Regions from separate parts of the Homo sapiens genome. Here region 1 is linked to region 2. Evidence: chromatin contacts called from ENCODE Hi-C or POLR2A ChIA-PET data. All regions are on one chromosome and are shown on one strand. Each heading gives the region's core, a stretch centred on a gene start or an enhancer-like site at or near the end of the contact. The rest is flanking DNA. Distances are from core to core; before and after follow the strand shown. Region 1 holds the start of WIPF1 (WAS/WASL interacting protein family member 1). Region 2 has its middle 15 kb from the start of LINC01960.

What was found. Hi-C counts contacts between places; a loop is a spot of excess contacts on that map. ChIA-PET counts read pairs that join two places held with the same protein, here RNA polymerase II (POLR2A). Pooled maps may share reads with other maps.
Region 1: a loop to region 2 is called in a pooled map, with 4 times the contacts of the local background. The contact joins the promoter of WIPF1 here to the enhancer-like site in region 2. A Hi-C loop is called at or near these places in 1 of 37 single-sample maps with no recorded cell type and 2 of 50 pooled maps. POLR2A ChIA-PET finds 5 or more read pairs at or near these places in 1 of 52 experiments (activated T-cell).

The regions. Positions count from the first base shown.
Region 1 is chr2:174,594,667-174,600,062 of GRCh38, forward strand. WIPF1 (WAS/WASL interacting protein family member 1) reads right to left here and starts at 3,138. Exons shown (of 8, transcript NM_001375834.1): 1 at 2,935-3,138. RefSeq lists an enhancer at 3,161-3,340.
Region 2 is chr2:174,038,159-174,043,375 of GRCh38, forward strand. It overlaps the pseudogene RPSAP24. Among named protein-coding and RNA genes, the nearest start is that of LINC01960, 15 kb to the left of the region's middle. RefSeq lists enhancers at 1-7, 1,763-2,057 and a silencer at 1,659-2,059. Within about 2 kb of position 1,818, at least 29 of the 41 ENCODE cell types and tissues checked have a DNase peak (open chromatin) inside an H3K27ac peak, as active enhancers do.

The DNA of each region.
Region 1 (5,396 bases), core at 1,888-4,387, 560 kb after region 2:
TGCCACTGTTTCTCTCTCTCTCTTTCTCTCTCTCTCTCTCTCACACACACATACACACACAGCATATATGTCAGCACACTTGATATATACTGTATTCATTTTATCATTGAAAGTACAGCTTTATGATATAAGCAGAAGTGTCACCAAGTTTACCTCTGAAGAAGTGAAAAGACTTAAAAAGGAAAATATCTTACTTGAGATTGTTAGTTTTAAAGATATTTACTGTTGCTGTGACATTTAAAGCAAAACATTTGTAATCTCAGATTCCCAAGGCCGGAAAAGCACCTCAAGAAATCATACTGGCTGGGTGTCGTAGCTCATGACTATAATCCCAGCACTCTGGGAGGCCAGGGTGGGAAGATAGCTTGAGCCCAAGAGTTTGAGACCATCCTGGGCAAACATAGTGGGACCCTCATCTCTACAAAAAAAAAAAAAAAAAAAAAATATATATATATATATATATATATATATATAATTAACTGGGCATGGTGGCACACATCTGTAGTTCCAGCTACTTGGGAGGCTGAGGTGGGAGGACTGCTTGAGTCCAGGAGTTTGAGGGTGCAGTGAGCTGTGATCATGCCATTGCACTCCAGTGTGGATGACAGAGCAAAACCCTGTCTCAAAAAAAAAAAAAAAAAAAACAGAAAAGAAAAAGAAAAACAGAAATCATACAATTTATAATGTTGCTTCCAAGCTGCACTTGTGAAAAAAAGCTCTTACAATTCAGATAACTTCCTCCACATTTAGTTGTTAGGTGGCCTTGGGTAAATTACTTAGCTTATGTAAGTCCGGTTTTCAAAATAATAGCACCTACTTAGTAGGGTTATTCAAGAGTTAAATGAAGGAGTGCTTAATAAGTATTAGCCATTTTCAAAAAATAAAATAAGCAAAGGTGAAGAACGTAACACAAAATAAGTGGTCAGTAAATATCACAGTCTTTCCCCCTATTTAACCACGAGAAAGAGAAACCATGAGCTGATTTAAATCAGCCTATGTGTGTACACCCATGCAAACTTCCATATTACAAGTGAATGGTGAAGGGAGATGTGTATAAAGTGCATTTCAAATTTCTCAGAAAAGCATACTGATTAAGGCATTCCTTATTCTAGTATTTTTTTACAGTTTTAATTTTCAGGACAGACAGAGGTATTTATGGAAGTCCAGGAGAAATGCTTTCTTCAACAACAAGCACATGTTTAACAATTTGGACAAAATGAGTCAAACCTTAAAGCAGAAATATATCATAATTTAAACAGCCAGAAACTTCCAAAGTAAATGATGTGTGTTCATAAAATGTTAAGAAGGCTTCAAAAGGTCATAACACTTAAAGGGTCCAGGAATTCAGTATCACTTCATCTCATATTTTAGGTAGGCTGGGGAACTTCCAGCCTACAGGCCAGATTTAGAATTTGATCAGATCTGAAGTTGCTGCTCGATCCCAGGAACTAATTTTCACCACAGGGAGTTCTCTGAATATTTCAGTCCACCCAGAGTATGTGTAACCCTTAAAAGGTTAGATATTAGAGTAGCTGAAGCGCTATGAGCAAATAGCCCATGAATAAACTTTTCAAAGAGCAATAGAAAACCTGACTTAGTGAAAAATGACTTTCAGGTAAGTCATTTAATGACCTTAGACTGATAAAAGGAAGAGTTTTGACATGATGATATTCCAGTACAGAAGAACAAAGCTTGATAAAGTTAACACATAGCACTGTAGTCCAAGTGAATTGTAAGAGTATGATTTCCACACAGATCAACCTCAAAACCTTTTCCCAGTTTCTCATCTTCCTTTCTCACTGTCCTGTCCTATTCTTTCCCCAGTCTTTCATCTTTCTCTCTACCAAGCTGTCTTACTTTGCTTAGTTAGAATCTTTCAGTAGCCTTTTCATTTACCACCTCTCCATTCTCTACTACATATACTAGTTATGCCATTAAATTATTTAAAATAACTTGTATGCCTGTAATCCCAGCACTTTGGGAGGCCGAGGCGGGCAGATCACTTGAGGTCAGGAGTTTGAGACCAGCCTGACCAACATGATGAAACCCTGTCTCTACTAAAAATACAAAAACAAAAAAAACAAAAAACTTGTACTTAGTGACTAAAGTTATATGTGCCTTCTGAGTTTTTTAAAGCTTTATTTTATATTTCTTCACGGGGAGAAAGGAACATAAGTCAAATTGTTTCTTCCTACATATTCTAGAAAAAAGTTTTTTAATGTAAAAAGTTTCCTTAGTTCTGCTCTATAAGCCTCTGAGTAGATGGCTTGAAATTTTAAAAATCACAATATTTTATGCCAAAACATTAATCATATTAAACATAAAGTTATAACTAATGCTGTAGAATTTGATTTGCGATAGTAATTGTGCACACACTGTTATAACAGGAATAGACTTATTCTAAAAGACAAATCGTATTATAAAAGACTCTGCTTAGAAATGGTTTAGTTTGAGTTTTGAACTTAAATAGCACATTGGCAGCAACAGAACTGCAACAGCTTAGTTCCATGGTATTTTCGTTTGAAGCTTCCAATGGCTCCTTGTACTTTAAAGCACTTATTGTTGCTGGCCACACCAAAGATTCAAAGGCAGTTGTGTGGACAACTGTATCATACACCAAAAGGATATATTTACCGACATAAGCCCCCAATTTAAATGGGAAAATAAATTCCTGTGGATCCAAACTTGTCCAGTGGTCAAAAAAATTCTATTGAAAATCTTGCTTACATTTTGGCTCAAAGCATAAGTTATGAATCATTCACAATCACCATAGTGGTGAAACTAGCATTCTGGGCAACAGGAATAGCTCACATGGTGCTCTACAGAAAAATTAAACAACTTTATCTTGACATACTATGGTCCATTAAAAGCCATTTAGTTCTTCCCTGTAGCTGATAAATGAAATAAACTTAGTTTGAATATAATTTTTCTTACCGTTAAAGGGTACTGCAGGGAGCCATGGTCAGGGACACAGGCAGACAGAGGGCCAGCGGGACAGGAGCCAAGAGAGAAAACTGTCCCTGAAAAAGGTATCATCTTCTAACGCAAGTGTGGGGTCGTTTTTGGACAGCCATTTTGGACAAGCTCTGGCCTCTTGTTAAATGTGACATACTGAGTCAGAGGCAGACGTCCTTCTGTGGTTATTCGCTTCCTGTCTGATTAATTTGTTGTTTGTTGTTCCTTCCTCCTTTGCTGCAGAAAAAGAAACTAGATTGGTTTTGCTTAAGAAGCAAGCAAGAAAAAAAACCTAAATTAAAAAAAATTAAATGTTTCTCCTCCCCACAAGGTGTAATACACAGCTATTTGGTACAGTGACAAGAGGAGATGAGCACCTCCACTCAGTGAAGAGTCCAACTTTATTCTAGATATTCCCACAAAAATAACTGTTCATGGAACTTGAGATTCCTTTAGGAAAATTATATTTGAAAGTATCACTGTAAATACTGACTATTCCATTGAGTAATAGGGAAAAGAGTCACTCAAGAAAGAAAAGCTCTTACCTACCTTACCTTATCGCTTCATTAGGCTAAGGGCTTCTTCTCATTTACAGGGCATTCAAGTGTGTGGGGAGAAAGTTACAAATGCAGGTAAAGAGAGCAGGTCAGGTGTATGAAGGCAAATGAGGTTCTTTTTTTGGTTTTGTTTTATTTATTTCTTTTTTTTTAGAGAGACAGTCTTGCTGTCACTTAGGCTGGAGTGCAGTGGCGTAATCATAGCTCCCTGTGGCCCTGACCTCCTGGGTTCGAGCAATCCTCCAGCCTCAGCCTCCTGAGTAGCTGAGACTACAGGCATATGCCACTGCACCTGGCTAATTTATTTTATTTTTATATTTGGTAGAGATGGGATCTTGCTTTGTTGCCCAGCCTGGTCTTGCACTCCTAGCTTCAAAGTGATCCTTCCATCTTAGCTTCCCAGATTGCTGGGATTACAGGCTTGAGCTACCATACTTGGCAGCAAATGAGTTTTGAAACGTGATTTTGGTGCCCAAGTCAGGGTAATAATATACAGCTTAAGTCAGCTGCAGATCCATAGCTTTCTATGCCAAATGTTTCTGTCCCCCACACTTAATGGGATAACAGTAACTCTCCTAGAAGATGCTTGACAAAAGCATAGAGATAAAGAGGGTGGAAGGAAGAAAGTCAGATTTCTCATTATTAAAGAACTCAAGAGGTGGATGGCAATGGAATACATGTAGAAAACATTTTATCAAAACCTTGAGTTATGTATAGAACGATCTGAAAATGCTCATAATTTTTTCTTAACCCATCTTAAAGGTTCAGACTTACATATGCAACACATAGTATATAACTCTGAGAAAACAGTAACAGTCAAAGAATTTAAAAGAGAGGCATATTTCAGAAACTAGCTTCATTGTAAAATCTGAATGTTGGGTCCTGATTCTGCTAGGATCAGAGGCCAGAGGCATGAAAAGAACGTATGTTGTCTAACATTGCCTTACCTGTAAAGTGATGGAACTGGGCTAGATGAGTAATTTTCAACTCAGGTAGCTGTTGGGGGTGGTGAGCAGTGAGTGGGAATGGTGGGGGCAGGGGCCTGTAGCATTCAGTGGGTGGGGCCAGGAATGGGAAATTTCCTATGGTGCTTATGACAGTCCCACCCAAAATACCAGAAGTGCTCCTACTGGGGAGTACTGGGACAGATGATGTCTAAGGATCTTTTAAACTCAAAATTCCCTGAGATAGGAGTCTAATTGCATGAGCAGATTCATGATGCCAGGCCATGGGCACAGTTCCTGGAGTGGAGTACCCAAGAATAAGTGACTGAGAGTCCTCTGCTTTGCCTGGAGCCCCTTGAAGGCAGGGACCGCCTCTTGTCTAACTCTGGCCTGGTGTCCACCCGTGACTTAGGTCACAAATAAATACCTGCAGGCATGGGGCTGGACAGAGGTGGAGGCCTACAGCTATCAGCCACTTCCCGCGATACAAACCCTCAGGAAAACAGAAAACTTGATCAACTATTAAGTAAATGCCTGAGTGAATCTTTGGGGAAGTCTAATTATAGTTGGGTCTAAAAAGAGAACATGGGCGATATGACAATTTCTCTACGTATTTTCAGAATTATTTTGAAGTTCTCTAAGTAAGACACCCCAAACACACACACACACACTCTCTCTCTCTCTCTCTCTAGCTATCTCTCTCTCTCTCTCTCTCTCTCAGTACACATACCATTCATGGCTATTTCCATCCCTTAGGGGAGTGGTCCCTAACCTTTTTGGCACCAGGGACTGGTTTTGTGGAAGATAATTTTTCCACGGAGTGGGGGCAGGGGGTGGGGATGGTTTCAGGATGAAACTGCTCCAACTCAGATCATCAGGCATTAGATTCTCATAAGGAGCTCGCATGCACAGTTCACTTTAGGATTCTTGCTCCTCTGAG
Region 2 (5,217 bases), core at 568-3,067:
CTAACAAGAACTCAGCTCCTTTCATGATACAAGTGTCCATTCCATAGGAGTGTACTGAGTGCTTACTTTGTGGCAGATACTGCTGTAGACTCTAGAAATGACATGTAGCTACTACCCAAAGGGAGTTTTAATTCTGTTGGGAGAAAGGCAGGCAATGCAGACAACAAAGTAAACAAATAAAAAAGATGATTTCCCATGGTGACAGATGCTCTTGGAAAATAATTTGGGCCGGGGGAATTGTGGGATCGGGAGGACTTTTCAGAGAAAATGACATTGGAGCTGGATAAAAAGAAGGGGCCAGTCCAGGAGAAGCCAGGGCAACAATATTCTAGGTAAATAAAAGAGCCTCTGCAAAATGCCCCAAGGTAGCATCAACCTTAGCACACTTGAGGAGCAGAAAGAGGACCACTGTGGCATGACAAAAAGAATTTTGCAAGACTAAATTGTTTTCTGACCTCCTGCAGAGCTGCCGTTGAAGCCTTACTAACTTAGAGTTTCACCTCTGGTTTCTAGACACTACAAGCCCTTCCCGTTTCTCTTTTCTCTTTCTCTCCAGACCAGCTACAGCAAGGAGGGAGATCAGTAGCCTTAAGACCCCATGTAGGACTTAAGAAAGGACTGGAACCAGTTCAGTCCTCCCAGAAGCCAAATGGGGAGGGGGTCCTGAGGCCAGTCTGGCTCCCTTTTTCAAGAATGTGGTTCTTAACCACCTTTGAGCTATGAACTCCTATAGCAATCTGATACAAGCTGGGAAAAATTACACACACACATAATTCTGTACACAACCTCAGAGAAAGCACATTGTAGACCTTCTCCTAAGGTCGCTACTTTGGCAGTTCTTTCAAAACCAGTCCATTTTCTCATTAAGGCTGTGTCCCTTTCACAGAAGAGAGGATGTGTGAAAAAAAAAAACACCTTATAAACAGCAAATCAACCTATTAATACAGCCTATAAATACAAATTCTTGTAAGATATAGAATAGATCGGTCGGGGGTGGTGGCTCACGCCTGTAATCACAGCACTTTGGGAGGCCGAGGTGGGTGGATCACGAGTTCAGGAGGCTGAGACCAGCCTAACCAACATGGTGAAATCCCGTCTCTACTAAAAATAAAAAAATTAGCCGGGCGTGGTGGCGGGTGCCTGTAATCCCAGCTACTGAGGAGGCTGAGGCTGGAAAATCGCTTGAACCCAGGAGGCAGGGGTTGCAGTGAGCCGAGATCATGCCATTGCACTCCAGCCTGGGCGACAGAGTGAGACTCCGTCTCGGAAAAAAAAAAAAAAAAAGAAAAAGAAAAGAAAAAGAATAGATCTTCCATAGAGATGCATCCACATATAAAATATAACCATAATAATGGTGGAAATATATTTACACAGTGTTTTTACTTTGCAGCACACATATATCATTTTATCCCATTGAAATCCTTGGCACATGGTTAGGGAAGACATTGTTCCATTTTATAGATGAGGACACTGAGGAAGAGAGGGCTAGGTGGCATGCCTGCAATGACAGGGCCGGGTGGCAGCAGCACTGGGACAGGAACCAAGGTCTTGTCACTCCGAGGCCCAGGCTTCCCAAGAGGCACACGGCAGGGCAATGCCATCTTGACCTCTCTTTGAAGTCTCTCCATGGCCTTACGCAGGACCTGGAGGCGCTCACGGCAAAGGCAGTGTTTGTGCACGCACACTTGGCCCACATCAGCCTCCTGGTGAGAAACAGAGACACAGAGGAAATGATGTTTTCTAACACAGGGAAAGAAGCACAGGGCCTGCCTTCAGAAATCAAGGTTGCGTAGACAGAGGGGAACTTTTTACTAGGGCTTCCTCTTGGCCAATTAAACCTAATGACTCATTTCCTTTTTCTTCTGAAAACAAAACAGCATTTTCTCCTACCGTCCTGAAGGAGGAGAAACCTGGAAGATCGCCACCTAGTGGCCCAGACCATCAAGATCGTGGCTCCTTCTCCCCCTGCTACCCCGCCCCCACTTCATAGGCCACCTTGCCTATTAGAAAACTGGACCCATACCCCTCACCATGCAGCAAGATAATCTCAAATGGATCAGAAATTCAAACGTAAAAAATGAACACAAACAAGTATTAGAAGACACATCGGTGGACTTCTTTATACCCTGGGTGTGGGAAGTCTGTCTATGATTCAAATCCCAGACGCAAACCAAAGGGCCTCTGGGCGCTTGCTCCTCCAGCTAAGACAGGAGTTGGGGGGGAAAGGGGATGTGTGTGCAATCTTCACCTCCATGTGGCATCTGCCCTACCCCATTAGAGCTAAGTGACTGTCCCCAACCTGGGCTCCTGGGATCAAGCGGAGGGAAACAGATAAAAAACAATTAAACTGACTGGGCCCACTGCCCCCTTTGCCTTCTTGGCAGACAGGAAAAGAGGTCTCAAAGCTGTGCCTCACAAAAAGGAAGACACTTAAGATATCAAGGGGCATGGAGCTGGGCACAGTGGCTCCCACCTGCAATCCCAGCACTTTGGAAGGACAGGCAGGAGGATCCTTTGAGTCCAGGAGTTTGAGACCCGCCTGGACAAAATATTGAGACCCTGTCTCTACAAAAAGTAAAATAAAATAATTAAAAATTAGCCAGGTGCAGCACTGCATCCCTGTAGTCTCAGCTACTCTGAAGGCTGAGGCAGGAGAATCATTTGAGCCAGGAGGTCGAGGCTGCAGTGAGCCAAGATCACACCACTGCACTCCAGCCTGGGCCAGAGTGGAAGACCTTGTCTCAAAAAATAAAATAAAATAAAAAAGTAGTTTTTTTTTCAAATAAAAATTTTAAGAGAGGCATGGAAACCCAGTCCAAGCTCAGCCTGACACCAAAATGAATGCTTTGCTAATGAAAAATAAAATACTCCAACGGCATAAAATAAAGTATTAATAAATTCAACAACTTTAAAAAAACCTGCTGCATGGCAAGAAAATTGGCACATTGTGAGAAATATTTGCAACATTTTCACAGAAACAGGTTAATCTGTAATATTAGGAATGTAATGAACTTTTAAATATTGAGGGGAAAAGGCCAAAACTTGATAGAAAATTAGGCAAAAGGCGTGAACAAACAGTTCATACACACAGATACAAAAATATGTAGATGGACCTTAAAATACAGAAAGATGTTCAACTTCACTCATTATGTTATAAATATATATTAGAACTACATTGAGATACCAATCTTTATAAAATTGACAGAATTTCAGAAGTTTGACCATGCAGTCCATTGGCAAGGCTGTAATGATTCTCATAATCATTGGTGGGAATGCAAAATGATACACCCCTGTGGAGGGAATTTGGAAATATCTAGCAAAACTATATATGCAATTTACCCTTTGACTCAGTAATACTAACTCCAGGAATTTATCCTGAAAGTACACTTCTACAAATATAAAACAACGTATTTATAAGGTTGTTCACGGAGACATTACTTAAACAGCAAAATATTAGAAACAATTTCATTCAATTAGGATAGTAATTGAATAAACTGTGATGCAGTCACACAATGGAGTACTACACAGCTGACAAGTGTTGAGGAATATTTCTCTGAATTAACATGTAGTAATTTCCAGGATATGTTAAGTGAAAAAAATTAAAGTACTAAATAATGGATATATTATGCTACGTTTTTTGTATAAGAAAGAGAGATACAGGAAGAATAAACCAAAAACAAGTAGTTGCCTATAGGGGATTGGCAGGAATGGAGTGGAAGTAATAAGGATGTGAGTTTACCCTTTCGTATTAGTCTGTTCTCACGCTGCTAATAAAGACATACCCGAGACTGAGTAATTTGTAAAGGAAAGCGGGTTAATTGATTCATAATTCAGCATGGCTGGGGATGCCTCAGGAAACTTACAATCATGGTGGGAGGGGAAGAAAACACGTCCTTCTTCACATGGTGGCAGGAAGAAGTGCCAAGCAGAAGGGGGAAAAGCCCCTTATAAAACCATCAATCTCGTGAGAACTCACTCACTATCACGAGAACAGCAGCATGGGGGTAACCACCGCCATGATTCAATTACCTCCCATCAGGTCCCTCCTACAACTCACAGGGATTGTGCGAACTACAGTTCGAGATGAGATTTGGGTGAGGACACAGCCAAACCATATCAAATTCTGAGTATAGTTTTTGATATATAGTTATATATAACTACATATATAATTTTATATATACATATATATATAGTTTTGACTTTTGAACCTTGTAAAAGTTTTACATATTTAATTTTTTTTTTTTTTGATGGAGTCTCACTCTGTCACCCAGACTGGAGTGCAGTGGCATGATCTCAGCTCACTGCAACCTCCAACTCCCGGGTTCAAGTGAGTCTCCTGTCTCAGCCTCCTGAGTAGCTGGGATTACAGACGTGTGCCATCATAACTGGCTAATTTTTGTATTTTTAGTAGAGATGGGGTTTTGCCATGTTGGCCAAGCTGGTCTCGAACTCTTCACCTCAGGTGATCCACCCACCTCGGCCTCCCAAAGTGCTGGGAATACAAGTGTGAGCCACCACGCCTGGCCCATATTTAAAATTTTTTAAATTTTGAGAGATTTGTCAAAAAGAAAAGCTTAAAATTAAATGCAAATATAAACAAATGAACTTAACTGCATATAAAATTAATAATAGAACCATACAGGAAAAAAAAAAGGTTGAAATGACCTGTGAATACAGTATTCTGACTACCTACCCTTAACTGGATGTATTCTAAGAACAAATAGTATTACAAAGAAGTCTTGAACTTTTCTTAGGCCTGATGTTGGAAATGGGCTTCTGCACTACCCAGAGAGGGGTCCGTTCTGGCTTGTTCTGGATTCCTGTCTTAATTTAAAGGGAAACGTTCACAATGTCCAGAGCCCTTGATGTCCTGCCAATGAAGGAGGAGGATGTCCTCAAGTTCCTTGCAGCAGGAACCCACTTAGGTGACACTAATTTTGACTTCCAAATGGAACAGTACATCTATAAAATGAAAAGTGATGGCATCTACATCCTAAATCAGAAGAAGACCTGGGAGAAGTTGCTGCTGGCAGCTTGTGCCATTGTTGCCATTGAAAACCCTGCTGATGTCAGTGTCATATCCTCCAGGAAAACTGGCCAGAAAGCCACGCCGTTGTTTGCTGCTGTCACTGGAGCCACTCTTGTTGCTGGCTGCTTTACTCCTAGAACATTCTCTAACCAGATCTCAGCAGCCTTCCGGGAGCCACAGCTTCTGGT